Linked DNA regions of Homo sapiens: region 1 is linked to region 2. Evidence: chromatin loops called from intact Hi-C (ENCODE). Cell type or tissue: Calu3. All regions are shown on one strand. Links, peaks and the distances in the headings refer to the core of each region. The heading gives the core; the rest is flanking DNA.

Region 1 (2,919 bases), core at 230-2,729, 500 kb after region 2:
TGTGTAAAGGTCTTTCACCTCCTTGGTTAAATATATTCCTAAGTATTGTATTTTGTGTGTGAGGCTATTGTAAATGAAATTGGGTTCTTGATTTTGTTCTTGATTTGAAAATTATTGGTGTATAGAAATCCCACTAATTTTTGTTCACTGATTTCGTATCCCAAAACTTTACTGAATTTGTTTATCAGGTCTAGAAGTCTTTTGAAGGAATCTCTAGGAATTCCTAGGTATAGAATCATGTTGTCAGCAAACAGAGATAATTTTACTTCCTCTTTTCCTATTTGGATGCCTTGTATTTCTTTCTCTCATCTGATTGCTCTGGCTAGGACTACCAGTACTTTGTGAAATAGGAGTAGTAAGAGTGGACATCCTTGTCTTTTTCTAGCTCTTAGGAGGAATTCTTTCAACTTTTGTCCATTCTGTATGATGTTGGTTGTGGGTTTGTCATAAATGGCTCTTGTTATTTTGAGGTATGTTCATTCAATGCCTAGTTTGTTTGGGATTTCATCATGAAGAGATGTTGAATTTTATCAAATGCTTTTTCTGAATCTATTGAAATGATCGTATGGTTTTTGCTTTTGATTCTGCTTATGTGGCTAACCACATTTATTGTTTTGCATGTGTTGAACAATCCTTGCATTCCAGGAATAAGACCCACTTGATCATGATGAATTATCTTTTTGACATACTGTTGGATTTGGTTTGGTAATATTTTGTTGAGGATTTTGCATCTGTGCTAGTCAGAGATATTGGCCTGTAATGTTCTTTTTTTGTTGTGTCCTGGCCAGATTTTGGTATCAACATCATACTGGTTTTGTAGAATAAGTTAGGTAGGAATTCCTCCTCCTTGGTTTTTTGGAATAGTTTCAGTAAGATTGGTACCAGTTCTTCTTTGAACATCTAATAGAATTCAGCTATGAATCTGTTTGGTTCACTGCTGGTTTTGGTTGGTAGATTTATTATTGATTCATTTTCATAACTCATTATTAGTCTGTTCAGGATTTTTATTTCTTTGGTTCAAGCTTGGGAGTTGAGTGTTTTCAGGAATTTATCCACTTCCTCTAAATTGTCTAGTTTATGTGCACAGTTGTTCACAGTAGGGAGCTGAATGTTTTCAGGAATTTATCCACTTCCTCTAAATTTTCTAGTTTATGTGCACAGATGTTCATAGTAGGGAATTGAGTGTTTTCAGTAATTTATCCATTTCCTCTAGATTTTCTAGGTTTTGTGCATAGATGTCATTAGTAGTTTCTGAAGATCTTTTATATTTCTCTGGTATCAGTTGTATTGTCACCTTTGTCACTTCTGATTATACTTATCTGACTCTTTTCTCTTTTTTTCTTAGCTAATCTGGCTATCAGTCAATTTTATTTATCCTTTTGAAGAGGCAACTTTTTGTTTCATTAATCTTTTGTATGGCTTTTTCGGTCTCAATTTCATTTGGTTCTGCTCTAATCTTCATTATGTATTTTCTTCTACTGGCCTTGGATTTGGTTTGTTCTTGTTTTTCTAATTCCTTTAGGTATGATGTTAGTGCTATTAATTTGAGATATTTCTAACTTTTTATGTAGGCATTTAGCATGATAAACTTTCCTGTTAATGCTGCTTTTTTCTGGATCCCAGAGGTTTGCATATGTTTTATCTCTATTTTCATTTGTTTCAAAAATTTTTTGGTTTCTGGTTAATTTTTTTGCTTACCCAAAAGTCATTCAGGAGCAAGTTGTTTTGTTCCCATGTACTGTGTGGTTTTTGAGGTTTCCTCTTGGAATTGATTTTTAATTTTATTCTACTGTGGTCCAAGGACATGCTTGACATGATTTCAGGTTCTTTTTTTAATTTATTGAGACTTGCTTTATAACAGAGCACGTGATCAATTGTAGAGAATGTTTTATGCACAGATGTGAAAAAAAGTTTATTCTGTGGTTGCTGGGTGAAGTCTTCTGTAGATGTTTATTAGGTTCATTTTGTCAAGAGTCTAATTTACATTCAAAGTTTCTTTGTTAGTTTTCCGCCTCAGTGATTTGTCTAGTGCTGTAAGTGGGGTATTAAAGTTCCTTACTATAATTGCATGACTATCTCTATTGACAGGCTGTCTATTGTATGACCATCTATCCCTTTTAGTAAGTCTAGTAGTAGTTGTTTTATAAATCTAAGTGCTCTGACTTTGGGTGAATATACATTTAGCATAGCTAAATCTTGTCAAATCAAACTCTTTATCACTATATAATGCCCTCCTTTGTCTTTTTTTCACTGCTTTGGTAAAGTTTATTTAATTTTGGCTTAAACTCTATTTAATCTGATACAAGAATAGCAACCTCACCCTTTTTTGTTTTCCATTTACATGATAGATCTTTCTCCATCCCTTTACTTTGAGCCTGTGGGTGTTATTGAAGGCAGCATAAGTTTGGGTCTTATTTTTTCAAGGCAATTTGCCATTCTATGTCTTTTAAGTGGAGCATTTAGTCTGTTTATATTCATGATTAATATTGAAATGTAAGGTTTTATTCCTGTCATGTTGTTAGCTAGTTGCTTTGCAGTTTCAATTGTGTAATTGCTTTATAGGATCTGTGAGCTTCGTACTTATGTGTGCTTTTATGTAGCAAGTATTACTCTCTTGTTTCAATGTTTAGAACTCCTTTGTGCATTTCTTATAGGGCCAGTCTGGTGGTAATTAATTCCCTTAGTGTTTGCTTGTCTAGGAAAGCCTTTATTTCTTCTTCATTTATGAAGCTTACTTTGGCAGAATATGACATTCTTGGCTGGCATATGTTTTCTTTAGGTAGGCTAAAAATAGGCTCCAATCTACTTGTCTTATAAGATTTCTGCTGAAAAGTTTACTGTTAGTCTGATGGGATTTTCTTTATAGGTAATTTGGCTCCTTTCTTTTCTCTATAAACTTTTAATATTTTTTCTTTCACC
Region 2 (2,919 bases), core at 220-2,719:
TTGTGATAGAAAATTATGTTATATTCTAGAAACATCTTATGATAAAAAAGAACGCATAGCAAAGAAAATAAAATGTAGGTTTCCTTGAGGTAAAAGAAAAACATCATGTTTTCAGCTTCAATTTGAAATTAGAAGCTTATTTGGAAAGGGTGATTATAATATTATTACAGACAGAGAGATGCCTTTTGGGAACAAAAAGGAAACTTTTTGTATATATTTTATCTGAGGGAAAGTAATGCTGAAGCAACCTGTTGTTAATCTTGCTTTCTCTCAAGATTTACTTTACTTTTCTTAACTTTACTACTGCAATTTATAATTTAATATGCTATTATCTTGTTCAGTGTTTATTATTGTGGCCAATACATTCTACTTGCTAAGGAGACTCAGTCTTTGTTATTTGCTTAAAATTATGTATAAGAACATGGATTTTTGGTAACAGGCATATACATATTTGCAAGATAAGTAAACCTTACCACTCACTTCAAAACTTATCCTGAACCTTTGCTCTGAGTTTCCGTTTCATAAGGACAAACCTACTTCAAATTGCTTTAATATACATCCTGCAGGGTTAGTTTGAAGCAATAATTGAGAAAACTGTATTGAAATCATGCATTTCTCTATTTCACCAAAGTGCCTGCTGCTGAACGTGCAAAAACCTTTGTTTGAGTTCTTCTTCTTCTTTTTTTTTTTTCACAGTAGAGTGAAAGCAAGTTTATTAAGAAAGTAAAGGAATAAAAGAATGGCTCCTCCATAGGCAAAGCAGCCTTTTGAGTTCTTAATAGCAAATGAAAATAATTATTCTAAAAGGAAAATAAAGATCTTGAATGGATAAAGTAGTTATCAAGGTTACACTATCAGTGACCAGTCTGGAAATAGTCCCCTGGTTTCCCAGTCAATTTTTAGAACTGTTCTGATTCCTAGCAAGATGAAAAAGAAAGGTACACCTGGATCAGGAACCTGAGACTACGCAATGTTTCATAAGAAACAAACAGCATTTGGTCGGGTGTTTAAGAGACACTTTTAAAGTGAACTCACTACAGAATGAGGCTTATTTTTTTTTTACACATCATAAATCTTCAAAAATCATCATGTTGAGGTAGTGATTTCAAGGTTTATCCCTGAGAAGAATTTTAAGGGATTCTGAAAGTATTTTAGGAAGAATATAAAATTACTATGGGGGAAGGAATAGTGCAATGTTGGGTATTTCTATCTGAGTTGATTAATTAACTTCAAACACTTTATACAAGACTGTGGTATTTGTCAAATCCTGTAACAAAGTTTCAGGTTGGAATACAGAAAAGTTTTCTAGTGGTCCTCAAATCCATGTTTTCTCCTTTGATATGATTTGTTATGTGTTATAAAGTCCTTGGTTTTGTTACATTTTCCTGTTATCATATTTACTAAAAATAATTTGCCCACCAAGTGAGCAGTTGAAATATCTTTGTGGCCAAGAAATATATTTCAGGTGTCTGTAACTCATTTTTTATTCTGGCCCACTCTACTTGATATCAAGTAGAATTCTTGCCCCCTGAAACTTTCTATTGTACAATTTGTCTGTAGAAATGTCACCAAATAGAATCAACTATTATTTTTCTCCTGTGGCCTGAGCTCCTTTAGGGGATTGTGTTAGTTTGCTCTTGCTGTTGTGACAAATTACCCCAAATTTAGTGTTTTAACACAAATTTTATCTCAAAAATTGTATTATTACAAACTATGAAGCTACTGTCTTTTAGTTCTGTAACCAAGAAGTCCAACACAGGTTTCACTGGGCTAAAACCAACTTGTGAGCAGGGCTGTGGTGTTTTCTTTTTTGTTTGTTTGTTTGTTTGAGATGGAGTCTCACCCTGTCACCCAGGCTGGAGAGCAATGGCGCGATCTCGGCTCACTGCAACCTCTGCCTCCGGGTTCAAGCCATTCTCTTGCCTCAGCCTCCTGAGTAGCTGGGACTACAGGCACACACTACCACACCCAACTAATTTTTTTGTATCTTTAGTAGAGACGGGATTTCATCATGTTGGCCAAGTTGTTCTCAAACTCCTGACCTCGTGATCTGCCTGCCTTGGCCTCCCAAAATGCTGGGATTACAGGCGTGAGCCATGATGCCTAGCGAGGGCTGTGGTGTTTTCTGAAAACTCCAGAAAAGAATCCATTTCCTTGGCTTTTCAGTTTCTAGAGGCCCCCTGCACTACTTATATTATGATTCTCTTCCTCCATCTTTAAAGCCAGACACATGGCATGTCTTTGACCATTCTTCATAATCTCGCCTCCCTCTAGTGAGCCTCCCTCTTACACAACTCAGGACCCCTGCAATTACAATAGGCCCACTCGGCTAATCAAGGAGTTTCCCACGTCAACTTTTTAAACTTAGTCATATTGGCAAAGTCCCTTTTGCCCCACAAGGCAGCATATTTATAGGTTCCAGGATTCAGGATGTGGACATCTTTGGGGAGCCATTGTTCTGCCTACCACAAGGATTTTAGCCACAATGACATTCGATGATGTTTCACCTCTGTCGCTTTTACCAGTCTCAACTCCCACCTCTGGGCTTCCTTCTTGTTCATGCTCCCTTAAAATTACAAAGGACTGGGCCACACTGAGAGAAGCTGCTTTGCTGAAGTGGAGGGTGTCACTTTCCTTGCCGTTCTTGTTTGTCATCCCTTTCTTATATAATTCAGACATAAGTCCCTGAGAACACTTTTCAACAGTATTGATCACAGTAGAATTCTATTCTTAGCCTAGAATAGAATTTTATTGGCTCATCTTTGAACTTGACCCTCACTGGAAGAATTTTTACCTACAAAATCGTAAAGAGGAAACCGAAAGCCTCTTGAGGGAGAGATAAAGCAATCATCTAACAGACATACAGCATTGCTGAAATATGTTTTATGCCACTATTACTGCAAAATGTTTTGCTAAATA

Evidence for each region. A loop is a pair of places that touch in the nucleus more often than their neighbours do. Peaks named below come from ENCODE experiments on the same cell type or tissue, not always from the same donor. Only the 100,000 strongest peaks of a DNase experiment are listed, where the experiment ranks them.
Region 1: a loop joins it to region 2, with 2.1 times the contacts of the local background. A loop is called at or near these places in 2 of 110 quality-filtered maps.

What each region holds. Positions count from the first base shown.
Region 1 is chr7:124,163,419-124,166,337 of GRCh38, reverse strand. No RefSeq gene overlaps it. Among named protein-coding and RNA genes, the nearest start is that of TMEM229A, 130 kb to the right of the region's middle. In Calu3, for the core only: no CTCF peak of the experiment used is centred there; no DNase peak of the experiment used is centred there.
Region 2 is chr7:124,663,736-124,666,654 of GRCh38, reverse strand. No RefSeq gene overlaps it. Among named protein-coding and RNA genes, the nearest start is that of GPR37, 100 kb to the left of the region's middle. In Calu3, for the core only: no CTCF peak of the experiment used is centred there; no DNase peak of the experiment used is centred there.